2 separate regions of the Homo sapiens genome follow, and region 2 is linked to region 1. A link is a loop called in an ENCODE intact Hi-C map of the cell type or tissue named here. Cell type or tissue: K562. All regions are shown on one strand. Links, peaks and the distances in the headings refer to the core of each region. The heading gives the core; the rest is flanking DNA. Region 1 holds the start of LOC124904177 (a long non-coding RNA gene). Region 2 overlaps FAF1 (Fas associated factor 1).

Evidence for each region. A loop is a pair of places that touch in the nucleus more often than their neighbours do. Peaks named below come from ENCODE experiments on the same cell type or tissue, not always from the same donor. Only the 100,000 strongest peaks of a DNase experiment are listed, where the experiment ranks them.
Region 2: it touches region 1 in a loop (5-fold over the local background); 4 of 110 quality-filtered maps call a loop at or near these places.

The regions. Positions count from the first base shown.
Region 1 is chr1:51,291,756-51,302,385 of GRCh38, reverse strand. TTC39A (tetratricopeptide repeat domain 39A) reads left to right here. Exons shown (of 18, transcript NM_001297663.2): 11 at 1-29; 12 at 653-814; 13 at 6,216-6,307; 14 at 7,875-7,995. LOC124904177 (a long non-coding RNA gene) reads right to left here and starts at 7,880. Exons shown (of 2, transcript XR_007066082.1): 1 at 6,898-7,880; 2 at 1,170-1,540. RefSeq lists a silencer at 1,091-1,140 and an enhancer at 3,963-4,605. In K562, for the core only: CTCF peaks have their summits at 2,960 (motif pointing left), 5,393 (motif pointing right) and 5,867; DNase peaks (open chromatin) are centred at 5,405 and 7,315.
Region 2 is chr1:50,869,510-50,877,509 of GRCh38, reverse strand. The region is part of intron 1 of FAF1 (Fas associated factor 1); the gene reads left to right. Among named protein-coding and RNA genes, the nearest start is that of FAF1, 87 kb to the left of the region's middle. RefSeq lists an enhancer at 3,559-3,853. In K562, for the core only: a CTCF peak has its summit at 3,775 (motif pointing left); DNase peaks (open chromatin) are centred at 3,689 and 3,969; H3K4me3 peaks cover 396 bases.

The DNA.
Region 1 (10,630 bases), core at 1,545-9,544:
TTGAAGTCATTAAAGGCAACATTGATGCAGTGAGTGATGGGGGTCCGGGCCGGGGCTGGGGATCCCTCGGGGTCTCCCAGACCAGCAGGAAGTCAGGCACATGTGACATACTCAGGGACAGGATAGACTGGGGGCGGGGGGGGGGCCAAGAGAGAACCAACCAGAGAGCAGGGGCAGGAGAGGCCCTTCTGGCAGAGCAGCCTGGGAAGACAAGGGAGGAGGAGGCATTTGTGGTGCCTGGGATTTTGACTGGGAGATATAGGACTGCAGCATTGCAGTGGAGGGAGGTGGAGGGAGGTGCTTGAGGGAGGCAGAGGTTAGGAAAGCCCATCTGTTTAGGGCATGACGATTAGGCTGGAGTCTGGTACCTCCCCTCCATTATAGCTCTCTCCTGCTCTTTCATTTTGTTACTAAAAACCAGAGTCCTAGGCGGGGGCTGTATTTGAGCCCAACGTCATGTAAGACTTAGGAGGTAAAACCAGGACTGGAGGCCAGATCTCCTGGCTCCTGGGGCCCCACCTGAGCCTAGCACAGGGCTGGACCACTATGCCCTGGAGGAGTCCCGGTCTGCTGTGGTGTTGGGAGGTTCGGAGGATGCAGAGGGGTTGGGGCTGGGTGGGCACCCGTCAGGCTGACCAGAAGGTGCCTGCAGGCCATCCGGCGTTTCGAGGAGTGCTGTGAGGCCCAGCAGCACTGGAAGCAGTTCCACCACATGTGCTACTGGGAGCTGATGTGGTGCTTCACCTACAAGGGCCAGTGGAAGATGTCCTACTTCTACGCCGACCTGCTCAGCAAGGAGAACTGCTGGTCCAAGGTGGGCTGATGCCACGTGTTAGGGGCATTGGGTGACCAGGGCTGACTGTGTGCCTCCAGACCACGGGCCAAATCCCTAACTGAACACAGATGTCTCAGCTGGAATCTAAACATAACCTTAAATTCTAATAGGACTCAGGCTTGGAAGGAACTAAAGACCACAAGAGAAACTTCTGAACCACAATGTGTCACAAAGAGATTTCTAGTCACAAAGGACAGAAACATGGCTCCCTCTGTCCAGTAGAACTGTTTCTGTGGTAGAAATGTTCTACTTATGCACTGCCCAAATATGGTAGTCACCAGCCACATGTGCACAATGAGCACATGAAATGTGCCTAGTGCAACTGGGAAACTGATTGTTTTCAGTTTTATTTAATTTTAATTAACTAAATGTTAAATTTAAATAGCCATGTAGGGCTTGTGGCCACTATATTGGACTATGCAGGTCCAAAACACAAAAGGCTCATATAACTGAACATTCTTGGCACATCCGACTTCAGGTAGGGCTGGATCCAGGAATTCAAATGATGTCGTCTGGCTTGGTCTTTCCATTTGTGGCTGTGCTCTCTCCTATGACATCTTTGTTTCTGCTGCATCTTTGCAGGAAGGTTCTCTCCATGTGACAGGCAAGGTGGCCACGGGCTGCTTCTACTCATATCCTCCCCTTGGTTTCAACCAGAGTCCCACAGTTTGAGCCTCACTGGTCTGACTTGTCACCTGCCAATGCCTGGAACAGAGGGGTGGGAAGATTCCTCATGGGCTGAGAGTAGGAGAGGGGTGGTTCCACAGAAGAAAATGATGCACCCAGAAATAGTGGAGGGATTAACAAGATGCCATACAGGCAAAACAAAGCCAAACAGATGCCCGCCTACCAAAGATGAAATTTATCATGGTAAGTATTGAAATAAGTGTTAGCTTGTACCATCATAGTAATGATAGTGCAGAAATTGGAACCAAGAGTCTTACAACCACCTAGCTCAGCAAACGTCTAATCTGTTATTTGTAAATACACAGGACATGTGTCTTCATGGCTTCATCCCCTGCCCATAGCAGACATTGCTAATCAATCCTCTGCCATGAGCCTAGCTGTGACCTTAGATACCTTCCCTGCAAAGCTCCAGGCAGCCGTTAGAACTGACCCACATTGGCACCTGTTAGGAGACCTGTCATCTGCATCTGGTCCCTCCCCCTCCTCTGCATGGAGGTCTCTTCCGTAGCCCTGCCTGGGGACCAAGCTGAAGGGGAATTCTCTGGGTCTGGGGCAGGTGGGGCTGGGGAAGGGAGCAGGCTTCTACTGAGCTCTCAACATGTCTGGCACCTGTCATGTCCTCCACACCACACCCAGTGAGGAGAAGTTATTATCTCCATTGGGCACATGAGGGCCACTGATGCTAAGCGAGGACTGTGACTTTCCCACCCACATGGCTGTTGGTGACAGACACCGGATTTGAGGACAGTCCTGTGTGACTCAGAGGCCTCTGCTTCTCTCTTGCTCCTAGAGTCCTCCTGAGGAGTCGGGGCTTGCCCTGAGCCCACCCTGCTGTTGAAGGTGCTTCCTCAGGCCCAGCTCCCATGGCCCCCACACCCCCTCCTCATCACCTCCTACTCCCAAAAAGGACAAAGCCTCAGGGAACCTTTTTTCTTTTTTTAGAGACAGGGTCTTGCTATGTTGGTCAGGCTAGTCTTGAACTCCTGGGCCCAAGCAATCTTCCCACCTCTGCCTCCTAAAGTGCTGGGATTCTGGGCCTTAGGGAACCTTTTTGAACTGAAAGTGACTCTCGAAGCCTTCCTGTAGAGTGAGGTGGGTGGCTGGGGCTAACCATATGGGGAAGGAGAGACCTGGTGGGGGCACACAGCTGCTATATAGAGGAACAGAAGGTGGGCCAGGCCTCCCAGCTGTCAGGAAATCTGGCTCAGTCCCCAGACCGCTGTGTGGCTTTGGGGTGGCCAGTCCCTCTCTCTCTGCAACACTCTCCTCATGAGGACTTCTGTGAAAAATGGGGGTTGTAACCCTCTGAGTTCTGGGGCCCCACCCATTTCTAATCTCCAGAACTTGGCCACCACAGACTCCACCAACTTCTAGTCCTGGGGCCTGGGCCTCTGGCCATTGCCATAGGCACCACCTGCTCTGTGCAGGCAGCGCCCCCCTCTGCCAGGATCCTCCGAGGTCAGCTGCTGGGTCTGACCCGCAGACCCTGGCTGAGCGACGGATGAACGGAGTATGCAGACACAGGCTTGCCTGTCAGCAGATGGGGGACCCCTGCCAGAGTCAGCAGCGGCCCCCATAAGCCTGCCACGCTTGCATTTATTTAGTACAGATGTAATGACAAAGGCCTAAAGCAAACTCCATTTGTGGGTAATTAACATTGTCGCCCCCCCAGAAAGAGCAGTCCTCCGCATGATGATTAAAGGCCAGGTTCCGAGGCCTAAGTAAACCAACTTATCTAGATCAATTCCCTTACTTCTTGTTATCTACTCTGAGAGAATTCAGCTGCCTTCAGCCAAATCCTTTCCCGAAGCTTTTGCAAAACCTCCGAGCCTTCCAAGGTTTGCTTCTTTCTGTAATTTTTCTCACCACCCTGACCTATCTCCTGCAGTCAGCCCTGTGGAGGCCTTTGTGTTTCCCCCAGTGCTGGCAGCCTAGAGGCTGAGATGGCCAGAAACAAGGTGGTGACAGTGGCGTGCTCAGGGCTTGGGAAACCCAAGGAGCTAAAGGCATGCCCAGGCAACCAAAGAGGACAGGAAGGCTTCTGAGGAGAGACCTCTGAGGTGGGTCTTGGAGAGGAAGGACTTAGGGAGGCAGAGTGGAGGAAGTGAGAGGACACCCCAAGCCAAGAGGGCGGCAGGACCAAAGGCTCAGAAGCCAGGGCGCTGCAGAGGGGCTGTGTGCCACAGGGTGAAGAGTTTGTGTGGCAGAAGGGCAGGGGGCTTGCATCAGGGGTGACAGCTGCTCTTTTGTCCCAGCATAGCCCCTGTACATCCCTGGAGAGCTGGGGCGTCCACAACTCTAAGTCACAGCCCCCATCCTAACCCTGGTGGTGCAGTGAGGGTGAGCTGTCTGTGGGCAGGAGGGAAGACTCTTGGAGATGAGCCTGGTGAAGGGATAATGGCATCCCGGGCCGAGGAGCAGCACAGGCAGAGGCCTGGGGAGAGTTTAAGGAGTGTAGGGGAGGAAATGGCAGAAGATGAGCCAGAAAAAGAAAGGTTAGGGCAGGTCCTGGAGGACATGAGTGGCTGTTTGGGCTTTATCCAGCAGTGGGGGAGCCTTGGCAGGCTTGTGGCTTAGATAGGTGCTTTAGAAAGCCCACCAGCAGTTGCTGGGCCACCCCGCTGGCTGGGTCCTGTTCTAAGGCAGGAAATACAAGCATGAGCAGGAAAAGACCCCCTCAAGGCTCACGTCCTAGTGGGGAGACAAGAAACACAGATGGGCAATATAACACGATGTCTGGTTCCAGTAAGTGCAGTGAAGAACAAGCGAGGCTGGATGCAGGGAGTGATGGGAGGGGCTTTGTAAGGGGAGGTCGGGGGAAGCCTGTCTCAGAGGACACCAGAATGGAGCGCAGGAGCAGCACGTGGCAGTCACATGGCAGGCCGTTAGGGCAGAGGGAGCTGGGCAGGGCACAGCAGGGCAGGAGTGTGTTTGATGTGTCCTGGGAACCGCCCTGAGGCCGTCGTGTGGCTGGAGTGCTGCAGGTGTCAAGGAAATTGTAGGAGATGTCTCCTGAGTGTGATGGAATATAACCAGATTTCCAGAAGGAACTGACATGATCTGACTTAAAAAGGTCAGTGTGCGAAATGGCTTGCAGGGGACAGGAGTGGGAGCAGGGAGATAGGAGACAATGTGTACCAGGACAGCAGAAAGACATCCCGGGTAGCCTGGAACAGGGAGACGGTGTGGAGATGGTGGCAGTCCGATAATGAGAGCCGTAGGGCAAGGCCAGCAGGATCCTAGAGTGAGACGGGAGGTAAAGTCACCGGGACTTGGTGTCTCCACGTCAGGGGCAGGGGAAAGGGAGAGGACAAGGGTGACCCGGGAGGTTAAAGATGGGACCGGGGCCAGACGCAGTGGCTCATGCCTGTAATCCTAGCACTTTGGGAGGCTGAGGCGGGCGGATAGCTTGAGGTCAGGAGTTTGAAACCAGCCTGGCCAACATGGTGAAACCCCGTCTCTACTAAAATATACAAAAATTAGCCTGGCGTGGTGGTGCATGCCTGCAGTCCCAGCTATTCAGGAGGCTGAGGCAACAAGAATCGCTTGAACCTGGGAGGCGGAGGTTGCAGTGAGCCGAGATCGCGCCATAGCACTCCAGCCTTAGCCTGGGCGACAGAGCGAGACCACATCAAAAAAAAAAAAAGATGGGACCGGGAACAGATTTCAGGGAGGGAGACTCTTCCCGCCGTGGCCCACGAAGACCAGCTTTCCCTCATGTTGTGAAGGGCGGGCTGAGGCCCCGGCATGGGTGGGGCTGCCAGGTGGAGGCCGCTTTCCGCCTGCTTTAGGCAGGACTCCCGGATGTCCGGCGCCTTTTCCTTTCCACCCTTTCTTAGCCAGGAGGCAGGAGCTGTGGTTCGGGGCTTGGCCACTTGAGGGCAGCACAGAGCCAGGCTCCTGTCTCAGGACTTCTGAGGAAGGGGCGTGGTGTGCAGGGAGGACTGGGTGGGGTAGGGGGTCTCCCGCAGGGCCACGGTTTCCCTGTCAGGGCTGGCTGTGCATTTAGTGGGCAAGGTGCTGGGGTTGACTCCCGGCTCTGCCCCAGTAGCTCTGGGGTCCCAGGAAGCAGAGGTGGGGTACGGACTCCTTTCTGGCATTGGCTTTGGGATCAAGCGAGGTGCTGGATGTGGTGTGCCTGGCACACACAGCAAGGCAGTTAGTTCTACCAGGGTGGCCCGAGCTGACCCGACCCAGGCCCTGCTCACGTTTCTGGCTCAAGCCTCTTCTTTTTACAGCCCGTGCTTCATCCTCCTATTGGTAGTCCACACACATCCTGCCACCTCCTGGCTTTGCTCAGCCTCTTCCTCCTGGCTGGAAGGCCTGTCTGGGGCCTCAGGGAATTTCCCCATTGCCCTTCAGGGGCCCACTGTGAAGCTGTTGCTTCCCGGAAGCCCCGAGTGCGCCCCTGTCCTTGTGTCTCTGCCGCAGCCCCAGTCTGTCCTGCCTATTACTAGTTGCATGGGTTCTTCTTGCCACTGCTTCAAGTGGAGAAGAAGGTGGCTGCTTTGACATGGGTTGTCCTGGATTCAGGTCTTCAAGTTGCTTCAGCTTCTTACCTTCATTTCTCCCCTGGGGCTTGGAGACAACGGGAGCTCCTGTGCTGGGCCACGTGAGGTCCGTCTGCAGATTCCAGCCCGGCTGGGGCTGGAGGAGGGCTGCTCACACCTGGCTGTTGCTCTGTCTCGCACAGGCCACCTACATTTACATGAAGGCCGCCTACCTCAGCATGTTTGGGAAGGAGGACCACAAGCCGTTCGGGGACGACGAAGTGGAATTATTTCGGTGGGTCCCACATCGTGCTCCCACTGTGTAGGCCACTCCCACCGTGTAGGCCGCTATGGACAGACCAGCCAGGCCACCCTGAGCTGTGGGCACTGGGGAGGGAGGAGTAGGGTGGCTCCCTGCCCCCACCCGCGGACTGCCCCCCCTGCGTGTCCTCCCCTCCCATCACCACCCCATGCTGCTGCTGCTGGTGGTTGGAGCCCTTTGACTTTCTTCAGAGGCTTTCTTTCACAGAAATGGTTTTGCTAATATCGTCTTCCTCCGAGTCTCTTTCATGTGGACAGTAGGACAGATGTGGCTCCAAGGTCCAGGGAGGGAAGGTCTTTCACTCTGCTGAGTTAACCTGAGACACTCAGAGAAGCACAGTAGAGAGCTGACAGTCGGAATCGAACAAACAAGAGTAAACCCAGCCTCTGCTTGTTCTTAGCTGTGTCACCTTGGACAACTTCAGCATCTGTAAAATGGGAACAACAACCTCCACCTCGCAGCACTGTTTTGCAAATCAACTAGATAATAAATGTTAAGAGCCTGGCGCATAGAACTAGGAGCCTAGAAGCTGCCCACTAAGTGGTGGCTGTTTTCATTCTTACCTGTACCACCGTGTTTGCTTCCTATGAAGTGTCTTTAGAGCAGAGCTCAGCCTTGGCAGGTGGAGGATGGAGCTTAGAGCCTTCCTCCAGTCTTGGTGAGGTTGAGCCCAATTTGCAGACCCAGAAATGGGTATAATATGAGCCTCCTAGGCTACTGTTGTCACAATAATAGGGCATTTATCACTTACAGAGTGTCTGCTACTACAGCAGACTCCATGTCCCCCTCTCAGATGACTCTTCCAGAAAGCCTAGGAGGGCAGGTGTCATTACCTCCATTTTAGAGATGAGGAAATTAAGGCCAAGAGAGGTTCTACAGTGAATAAGCAAAGGAAGAGTTTGGGGGGACCTCACACCCACATCCAGCTGTTCCCTGAGCCTAAATGGCTCAGGCCTGAGGTCACAGCCACACCCGGTGACTGTGGCAGAAATAGGAGGAGGGTGGGATGGAGCTGGTGGGTGAGGCCCCAGATGTGGGGGCGTGCCTGGTGGCATACCGCATTTTGCTCTGCCCTTGGAAACAGCTGAGAAGGCCAGAACTCGCGAGGCAAGAGTTAATTAAGGGTTTGAGCTGTTTGGTCTTGGGTAGGTCCCACCCTTTCTCCGAGTGTTGGTCTCTCCTGTGAAATTGGGGTTAAACTTCTCTTGGATCCTCCCCAGAAATGGAGCCTGGGAGTGGAGGCGATAACTAGGAGGCAGGGCCGGCCCAGGGGTGTTTGGCACACTCTCATCTCTGCCAGCTGGCGGGGAGGAACCCCTTGCCCAGCCATAGGAAGTGGCCAGGTCTTGGGGCAGGGTCTCTAAAATTATAGCCGCAGGCTATTTCAGACCTAGAAGGCTCTTTAGAGTCTAACACTGTCATTGTGCAGATGGGGAAACTGAGGCCCAGAGAGGCGCCAAGCATAGCTGGGTAGGCTGGGGACCCTCTGCCCTCTCCTGCTCTTTTTCATCCTCTCCCACCCTCCCCATCTCTTTCGCAGAGCTGTGCCAGGCCTGAAGCTCAAGATTGCTGGGAAATCTCTACCCACAGAGAAGTTTGCCATCCGGAAGTCCCGGCGCTACTTCTCCTCCAACCCTATCTCGCTGCCAGTGCCTGCTCTGGTGGGTAGGAGGTCTGGACTGGCGCTGCCCTCCGGGTATAGGATTGTGGGGATTCACTGAGAGCCACAGCCAGGGGGAGGTGGATGAGGAGAAAGACCTTCATGCCTCAGGGGCCTGGGGAGGGTTTCACAATTCACCTGGGAGTCTGGCCCAGCCCCTGCCCCTTAGAGAGGGTCCATTGGGGCTGAGAGTGGAGAGACAGGCAGGCTGCAGATAAAAGGCAGAGAGGGACACCCTCCTGGACAGAGAGCCCCATGTCCATGTGCCCAGGCAGCGGCATCACCCGGCTGCCAGTGATCCCAGCCTGTCTGCTCCAGTCTTGTCACAATGATTATAATTGTTTTCACGGTCCCCCTCACTCGGCCAACCTTTTCACGTTATATTCAACTCTGAACTCACATAATAGCCAACATCGTTATCGAGCACTTGCTATATTCAAGGCTGCCCACACCCATTGCCTATTGCCTGATTTGAGACTCACATCAACCCTCTGAGTAGGCGCTGCTGGTGTCTCCATTTTACAGATGGGGGTAATAAGGCCTAATAGATTAGTAGAAAGATCAAATAACTTGCCCAGGTCACACAGCTGGTGAGTTGGAGTCAGAATTTGAACTCAGCAGTCTGGGCCCACAGCCCATATTCTGAGCCATGGTTGTGATGCTAATTCTATGCACGATTTGAGTAGGCATCAGATAAAGTTCCAGCTTGCTAAGAGTCCTTGTTATTCAAGTAGTAAGGGAGCCAGAAAAGTAGAAGGAAGCCTGCTTGAGAGACCTTTTTCTGGTCCTGGCTGTACTGTTCATTAACTGAGTAGCTTTAGGTCGGTTCCCTCTTCCCCTTATGTAAAATGGGTATAATAATAGATTCCTTTCCCATTTTACAGAGCAGTTATGAGTATCAACGAGGAAAATGTGTTAAACACTTTATAAATTGAAACGGTCAATATTTATATAGTTTGATTTAGCACTTACAACCTGAATATTTCTAAAGTTTTAAAATATTTTATGGTTTAAAATATACCATAGGCCAGGCATGGTGGCTCACGCCTGTAATCCCAGCACTTTGGGAGGCTAAGGCAGGCAGATCACCTGAGGTCAGGAGTTAGAGACTGGCCTGATCAACATGGAGAAACCCCACCTCTACTAAAAATACAAAATTAGCCGGGCGTGGTGGCGCATGCCTGTAATCCCAGTTACTCGGGAGGCTGAGGCAGGAGAATCTCTTGAATCTGAAAGGTGGAGGTTGCAGTGAGCTGAGATCGTGCCATTGCACTCCAGCCTGGGCAACAAGAGTGAAACTCCATCTCAAAAAAAAAAAAAAAAAATACAGTAAAGCTATTACTATCAAGTGGAGCAGGAGGATATTGTAGGAAGGGCAAGGGCAGCAACTATACCAAAAACTTAGGGGAGAATTTCCCAAACTGTAATCTGCAAAATACTGTTTATGCATTAAATGATTTATGTGATTAAATACATTTGGGAAAGACTGGCCTAAACACAGTTTATATACTATAGGCTTTCTTGGAGTCTTTATATATTAATCTAAGAAGAAGTTTAAAGATATGTTTTTTCTCTAACTTATTTGGCCACAGAATCATTTCTAATTTTTATTTATTTCGGGGGAAGGGGAGAATCCTTTTTTAAAAAATGAAACATTTGCTGGCTGGGTGTGGTGGTTCATGCCTGTAATCCCAGAACTTTGGGAGGCCAGGGTAGGTGGATCGTTTGAGACCAGGAGTTCAAGACCAGCCTGGCCAACATGGTGAAACCCCATCTTTACAAAAAATTCAAAATTTAGTGGGGCATGGTGTCCTGCATCTGTAGTCCCAGTTTCTTGGGAGGCTGAGGTGGGAGGATCGCTTGAGCCCAGGAGGTCAAGGCTACAGTGAGCTGTGATAGTGCCACTGCACTCCAGCCTGGGTGACAGAGTGAGACCCTGTCTCTAAAATAAAATAAAATAGAATGAAACATTTGCTAACTTGGGACCACAGAACAGTTGAGAAATACTGGTCTAAACTGAAATTCCCTTCCTAGAACATAACAAGAACCACAACAATAATGTCTTTCTAGAACTTTATGGCTACAAAGTGTTTTCACATCCATTATCTTCTTTGATAGTTTAGGAAATGCTCATTTAAGCAAACACAGTTACTATGAATGAAAGTTTAGTACTATTATTTTATTTTATTTATTTTTAAATATTTATTTTAGAGGTGGGGTCTCACTCTGTCATGCAGGCTGGAGTGTAGTGGTGATATCAGCTCACCACAGCCTCAAACTCCTGGGCTCAAAGGATCCTCTCACTTCAGCCTCCTGACTACAGGTGTGCACCGCCATGCTCAGCTACTATTTTTATTTTTTTGTAGAGATGATATCTCACTGTGTTGCCCAAGCTGGTGTTGAACTCCAGGGCTCAAGAGATCCTCTAACCTCAGCCTCCCAAAGTGCTGGAATTACAGGCGTAAGCCACTGCATTCAGCCTAATTTAGTATTCTGAGCTTCCTGGCAGTCGAGGCAAAAACAAACAAACAAAAGGAACCAATAGCCTGACAAAGACATGGTGAAAAGAATTTTTTTTTTTTTTTTGAGATAGAATCTCACTCTGTCACCCAGGCTGGAATGCAGTGGGGTGATCA
Region 2 (8,000 bases), core at 1-8,000, 420 kb after region 1:
GATATTTTTACCTAATGTTCTTTTCTGTTCCAGGATGCCATCTAAGATACCACATTAGATTTAGTTACTATACTTCCTTAGGCTCCTCCTTCTGTGTTAGTTTCACAGCCATTCCTTGTTTTTGATGGCTGACAGTTTTCAAGAATACTGTTCAAGTATTTTGTAAAGTGTACATCAGTAGGGATTTGTCTAATCTTTTTCTCATGATTAAACTGGAACTATGGGACTTGGGAAGGAAGACCACAGAGGTAAAGTACCATTTTCATCACATTATATTTTAACATGACTTAGCATTGTTGATATTGACCTTGATCACCTGACTGAGCGTTGTTAGGTTTCTCCACTGTAAAGGTACTCTTTCTCCCCACTACCTGTGCTGTCGCCCTTGGGAAGGAAGTTACTATGTGCATCCCATACTTTAGGAATAGGAAATTATACTCAACCTCCTTGAGGGTGGAGTAGCTACATAAATTATTTGAAATTCTTTTACATAAGGAATTTGTCTCTTCCCTGTTTATTTATTTATTAAATCATTTATTTATATCTATCTGGACTCATGGATATTTATTTTATAATTTAGGTTGTAATTCAATACTACTTCACTTTGTTGAAATGTTTTAGCTTTTGGCTGGGTGCGGTGGCTCATGCCTGTAATCCCAGCACTTTGGGAGGCCGAGGTGGGCGGACCACCTGAGGTCAGGAGTTCAAGACCAGCCTGGCCAACATGGCAAAACCCCATCTCTACTAAAAATACAAACATTAGCCAGGTGTGGTGGTGCTCCTGTAATCCCAGCTACTCAGGAGGCCGAGGTAGGAGAATCACTTGAACCTGGGAGGCGGAGGTTGCTGTGAGCTGAGATTGCGCCACTGCACTCCAGCCTGGGTGACAGAGTGAGACTCCATCTCAAAACAAAACAAAACAAAAAAACAAATGTTTTAGCTTTGGCCATTGGGAGTTCAGTTAGCTTTATATCCCTTTGACGTATTCGTTTGTCGTATCCCCATCATTAGTGTACGTGTGTATGTATGTGTGGTGTTTACATTTGAACACTTACTTGCATTCTGGCACTACAAGGTGTTCCAGGTTCGTCTTGTATATTGCCTTCCTAATATCAGTCCTAGAATTAGCCATTTCTACAAGGAACACTGGTTCCTTTTATTGAACAGTGGTATTAGAAAATAAGATCTGGGTACTAGGTATTCTTGATTTGACCTACTTTTACTTTCCAGAACGTACCTTAATTTCATACATCTGTGTCTTTGGCCATAATGTTTTCTCTGTATGGAATGTTCTCCACCTTTTATTTGCCTGACGTACTCCATTTCATCTTGAGAAGCACGAAGCCTGCTCAAGTACTGTGTCCTCTGGAATGCATACCTTTATTTTCTGTAGGTCATTTACTGTCTCTTTTTAGTCGTTTTACACATTTTACATACTATTATAGCACATATCCTACTATAGTATTGTTTACATGCTTTTGTCCTCTTAGACAGTGAGCTGCTTCAGGGCAATAGTTGGAGCATTCTTATTTGTTAAAACACAAAAACACACATACGAAATTAAACCAGTTGTCTTTTTGAGGAAAAGGATGGTAGTGATAGTTAAAGGAGGATTTGAATGACTGGTTTTATCAAAACTAGAGTCTGGGGAGTTGGGGAGGTATTGGTCAAAGGATACAAAATTTCAGTTAGGGGGGTAAGTTCATGAGCTGTATTGTATAACATGATGACAGTACTTAATAAGAATGTATGTATTAGAGGCTGGGTGCAGTGGCCCACACCTGTAATCCCAGCACTTTGGAAGGCCGAGGGGGGTGGATCACAAGATCAGGAGTTCGAGACCAGCCTGACCAACATGGTGAAATCCCGTCTCTATTAAAAATACAAAAATTAGTTGGGCATGGTGGCAAGTGCCTGTAATCTCAGCTGCTTGGGAGGCTGAGACAGGAGAATTGCTTGAACCTGGGAGAGGGAGGTTGCAGTGAGCTGAGACTGTGCCACTGCACTCCAGCCTGGGCAACAGAGTAAGACCCTGTCTCAGAAAAAAAAGAAAAAAAGAATATATGTATCATATTTTTGAAAGTTGGGTAGAGAGTTGATTGTAGGTGTTCTCACCAAAAAAATGCTAAAATATGTAGGGTAATACATATGTTAGCCCCATTTAGCCATTCTACAATGTATACATATTTCAAAACATTATATTGTACGTGATAAATATATTCAATTTTTGTTAATTAAAATATATAAATAAAACAACAAACCCCCAAAATCTACAGTCTGAAAATAAATAAAATGAAATAAATAAGAAATAAATGAGTATAGGGACAGCTGGAAACCATTACTTTTGTAACAAAACAATAGATTCAGATTGGTATGATTTATAGAATACTTTGAAAAACAAAAAAATTCAGTATTCTTTAATATGAATTCATATATAATGTAAAAATATAAAAAACATGGTGGTATAACTTTCTCACACTTCTGGGAAGGGAAGAAGGAAAAGAAATGAGATACCAACTTGGGCAACATGGCAAAACCCTGTCTCTACAAAAACAGAAAACGAAAAACAAAGATTAGCTGGGCATGGTGGTCCATGGCTGTAGTCTCAGCTACATTACAGGCTGAGACAGGAGAACTGCTTGAGCTCGGGAGGTTGAGGCTGCAGTGACCTGTGACTGCACCACTGCACTCCAGCCCAGGTGACAGAGTGAGACCCTGTCTCCAAAAAAAAAAAAAAAAAAAAAAAAAAAAGAAAGAAAAGAAAATAAGATGGAGAAGGGATGGAGACTTAAATCATCTATAAACATTTCTGACTTTTTTAGAAAGTGGGTTTGAAATATATAGGGCAGTTGGCTGTGCATGGTGGCTAATGCCAGTAATCCTTGTGCATTGGGAGACTGAGGCAGGTGGATTGTATGAGACCAGTACCTCAAGACCAGCCTAGGTAATAGTGAGACTCCATTTCTACGAAAAGTAAAGAAATTAGCTGGGTTTGGTGGTGCTCGCCTGTAGTCCTAGCTACTTGGGAGCTGAGGTGGGAGGATCACTTGAGTTTAGGAGTTCAGTATTATAGTGAGCTGTGATCACACTACTATACTCTAGGCTAGGTGACAGAGTGAGACTCTGTCTCAAAACAATAAATTAAAAACATATAGCAAATATTAAAATTATGAAGTGTTGATGGAGGGTATACCAGGGTATGGGATGGTTTTATTTTTATGTTTAAGAAATTAGTTTTAAGACAGAATGAAGAAAATAATAAACAATAGACTTTCAAATGGTCTGGTAGACTGAAGACCCTCTTTAATACTAAATAAAATCAGCCAGTAGAATAAAGTATTAACAACAAAAATACTAAATATGGTCAAGCTAGAAAGCAAAAATAGACAATTGTCAGGTACTAGAACCAAAAAGGGAAATCAGTGTCATTGCAATGGTTTTATCAGAACCTCCCAGACTAAGCCCCAAATTTTGGGTCTCACATACCCTGCATCATTTCTACAGTTGCTTTCAGCAACTGGCCCTCTCAACTGGATGTAGATACTAGGGGCTGAAGACTGGTCTTATGCCTGGAGATGAGATATAAGACCTCTGTTCTCTAGCAATGATGCAGGGTATGCGAGACCCAAGATTTGCTTAGCCTGGGAGGTTTCTTGGCTTTGCACAGAAAAGAATTCAAGAATGAGTCAGCAGTGAAACACAGCAACTTTATTAAACTCACACTGCCACCTTGCGGAGCAGGGCTAACCTATAGGCAGTGTGCCGAGAGCCCTTGTGGGCTGTTGGTTAATAATTTACACCCACTTTTAATTACATGCAAATTAAGGCACAGGTTTTTCAGAAATCCCTAGAAAAGGAGTGGTAACTTCTGAGTTGTGGCATTTGTAAAGTATCATGGTGTTGGTCGGAGTATCTTATGCTAATGAACAATGAGTGTCACTAGAGGTTGCTTTTGGCGCCATCTGCAGGTTCTGGCCATTTTCTTAAGTTTGTCTTGCCCAGATGGGGAAGTAAGTCCTGCTGGTGTCTTGTCATACAAGGAAGGAGCTATAAAAGCCTGGCGTGTACATTTCAAATAATGTCTAGTAAAATTTTCGTGAAGATTCAGGGAAGCAGTAAAAAAGGTGACCATTTACCCAGGGCCATAGGGGAAAAAGGCATCGTTAGCCTCAAAAAGTGAGAACTATTTTAGGCTCAGTTCCCGACCAATGCGGTAAAGTAGATATCTGAATAAAGTGAGTCACTAATTTTTTGGTTTCCCAGTGCATATAAGTTATATTTACACTATTATGTAGCCCATTAAGTGTGCAGTAGCATTATGTCTTAAAAAGAAAAGCATGTACCTTAATTTTAAAACACTTTATTGTTAAAAAAAATGCTAATTATCACCTGAGCCTTCAGCAAGTATTAATCTTTTTGCTGGTGAAGGGTCTTGCCTCAACGTTGATAGGTGCTGACTGATCAGGATAGTGGTTGCTGAAAGTTGGGGTGGCTCTAGCAATTTCTTAAAATAAGACAACAATTACATTTGCTGCATTGGTTGGCCTTCTTTCATGAGAGGTTTCTGTGTAGCATGCAGTGCTGTTTGATAGCAATTTTTTTTTTTTTTCCAGACGGAGTTTCGCTGTTGTTGCCCAGGCTGGAGTGCAGTGGCGCAATCTCGGCTCACTGCAACTCCGCCTCCCAGGTTCAAGCGATTCTCCTGCCTCAGCCTCCTGAGTAGCTGGGATTACAGGCACCCACCACCACACCCAGCTACTTTTTTTTGTATTTTTAGTAGAGATAGGGTTTCACCATGTTGGGCAGCCTGGTCTCGAACTCCTGACCTCAGGTGTTCTGCCTGCCTCGGCCTCCCAAAGTGCTGGGATTATAGGCATGAGCCACCGCGCCCAGCCTGTTTGATAGCATTTTACACAAACTAGAGCTTCTTTCAAAATTGGAGTCAATCCTCTCAAACCCTACTGCTGCTTTATCAGTTAAGGTTATGTCATAGTCTAAATCCTTTGTTTACATTTCAACAGTGTTCACAGCATCTACATCAGGAGTAGATTTTCATCTCAAGAAACCACTTTTTTTGCTCATCCATAAGAAGCAACTTCGTATCTATTCAGGTTTTATCATAAGATTGCAGCAATTCATGCATATCTTCACACTCCACTTCTAATTCTAGTTATCTTGCTGTCTTCACCATATCTGCAGTTCCTCTGCTGAAGTCTTGAATCCCTCAAAATTATCCATAAGGGTGAGAATCAACTTCTCCCAAACTCTTGTTGATGTTGATATTTTGACCTCTTCCCATGAATTATGAATGGCATCTAGAATGGTGAATCCTTTCCAGAAAGTTTTCAGTGTACTTTGCCCAGATCCATAAGAGGAATCACTATCTACAGCAGCTATTATAGCTTTATGAAATGTATTTTCTTTTTCTTTTTTTTTTTTTTTTTTGAGATGGAGTCTGGCTCTGTTGCCCAGGCTGGAGTGCAGTGGCGCAATCTCGGCTCACTGCAACCTCCGCCTCCCGGGTTCATGCCATTCTCCTGCCTCAGCCTCCCGAGTAGCTGGGACTACAGGCGCCCGCCACTATGCCCGGCTAATTTTTTGTATTTTTGGTAGAGACGGGGTTTCACCGTGTTAGCCAGGATGGTCTCGATCTCCTGACCTCGTGATCCGCCCGCCTCGTTTTTCTAAATAACAAGACTTGAAATTCAAAAATAATCCTTGACCCATGAGCTACAGAATCGATGTTGTGTTAGCAGCCAGAAAAACAACTTTGATCTCTTTGTACATCTCTATCTGAGCTCTTGAGTAACCAAGTGCATTGTCAATGAATAGTAATAGTTTGAAAGGAATCTGTTTTTCTAAGCAGTAGGTCCCAGAAGCTGGGTTAAAATATTGAGTAACCCATATGGTAAAGAGATGTGCTGTCATTCAGGCTTTGTTGTTCCATTTAGAGAGCACAGGCAGAATAGATTTAGCATAATTCTGAAGAGACCTAGGATTTTCAGAATGGTCAATAAGCATTGGCTTCAGTTGAAAGTCACCATCTGCATTAGCCCCTAATGAGAAAGTCAGCCTGCCCTTTGAAGCTTTGAAGCCAGGCATTGACTTCTCTTTTGCTGTGATGATGTTTTCTTCCAATAGAAGGCTGTTTTATCCACATAGAATGTTACTACTGCTGTTTAGTGTAAGCATCTTCATCAATTAGCTAGGTCCTGAATAAAACTTACTACAGCTTCTACATCAGCACTTGCTGCTTCACCTTGCATTTTCATGTTATGGAGATGACTTCCTTCCTTGAACTTCTTGAGCCAACCTCTGCAAGCTTCAAACTTTTCTTCTGCGTGTCCTCACCTGTGTCGTAGAATGTAAGCAAGTTTGGTCCTTGCTCTGCATTAGGTTTTGGCTTAAGCAAAAGTTTCGACTGGTTTAATCTTCTATTCAGACCACTAAAACTTTCTCTATATTAGTAGTAAGGCTGTTCTGCTTTCTTATTATTTGTATATTCACTAGAGTAACACGTAATTTCCCTCAAGAACTTTTCCTTTGCATTCACAATGTGGCTATTTGGTGCAAAAAAACCTTGCTTTAAGCTTATCTCAACTTTCAACATTTCTTTCTCATTAAGCTTAATCATTTTAAGCTTTTGATTTAAAATGAGAAACATGACTTGAACACTTAGAGGCTATTGTTGGATTATTAATTGGCCTCGTTTCAATATTGTGTCTGAGAGAATAGGGACTCCCAAGGAGGAGAGAGATGGGGAACTGGCAGGTCAGCAGAGCAGTGAGGACACATACAACATTTATTGATGAAGTTCATTGTCTTGTGGGCATGGTTTGTGGCGCCTCAAAACAATTACAATAGTAACATCAAAGATCATAGATTACCATAATATATATAATAATAGTGAAAAAGTTTGAAACATTGCAAGAATTACCAAAATGTGACACAGAAACATGCAATTAGCGTGTACTATTGGAAAAATGGTTCTGATGGACTTGCTCGATGCAGGGATGCCATAAACCTCTAATTTTTTCTTTCTTTTTTATTTTTGAGATGGAGTCTTGCCCTGTCACCCAGGCGGGAGTGCAGTGGCGCAATCTCGGCTCTCTGCAACTTGTGCCTCGCGCGTTCAAGTGATTTTCTTGCCTCAGCCTTCCGAGTAGCTGGGACTACAGGCACATGCTGCCATGCTCAGCTAATTTTTTGTATTTTAGTAGAGACGGGGTTTCACTGTGTTGCCCAGGCTGGTCTTGAACTCCTGAGCTCAGTCAGTCAGTCCGCCTTGGCCTCCCAAAGTGCTAGGATTATAGGCGTGAGCCAATGTGCCCGGCCCCTTCAATTTTTTAAAAATGCAATATCTTCACGGTGCTGTAGAGTGTAATAAAATGTGTTTGCTTATACAAAATTCTGTCAAATGATTAAGATTGAATTCATGCAAATTAAAACTGGTCTAGAACTAATGAAGTCCATAAAGTTCAGCAAATGCATGTACAGGAAACACTTTATAAGGATACCATCATAATGCATGGTATGAAAATAAATCTTTCTGAAGATGAACTCAGTTGTTAGACGTTATATACCACAGGAGAAGCCACAATCACATTCAGCAGATGCCAAAATCATAGAACTAACAACTTGAGAACTGGTAACAAAGAGACTTTAAGGTAGATATGTTTAAAATATGTAAAACTGTAGAGAATAGAACTTATAAGCCAGAAATAGTGAAAAAATAGAATAGATTGGATTTTATAAAGAATCTAAAAGTACATCCTCAAAGAAAAAACTCTATACTAGGTAGGTAAATTGGAAAACTATAGGTTTAAAAAAATGGTATAGAAGATAAAGTAAATCATCACTGTACAAATTTGTATAGAAAATTTAAAAGATGACATGGAGGCTAGAATGAGATGCACCTCCATGGCAAGTAGGAGCTCTGAAAGAGCAGAATTGATTATGTAGGAGAGATAATATTCAAATGAATAAAAGTTGAGAATGTC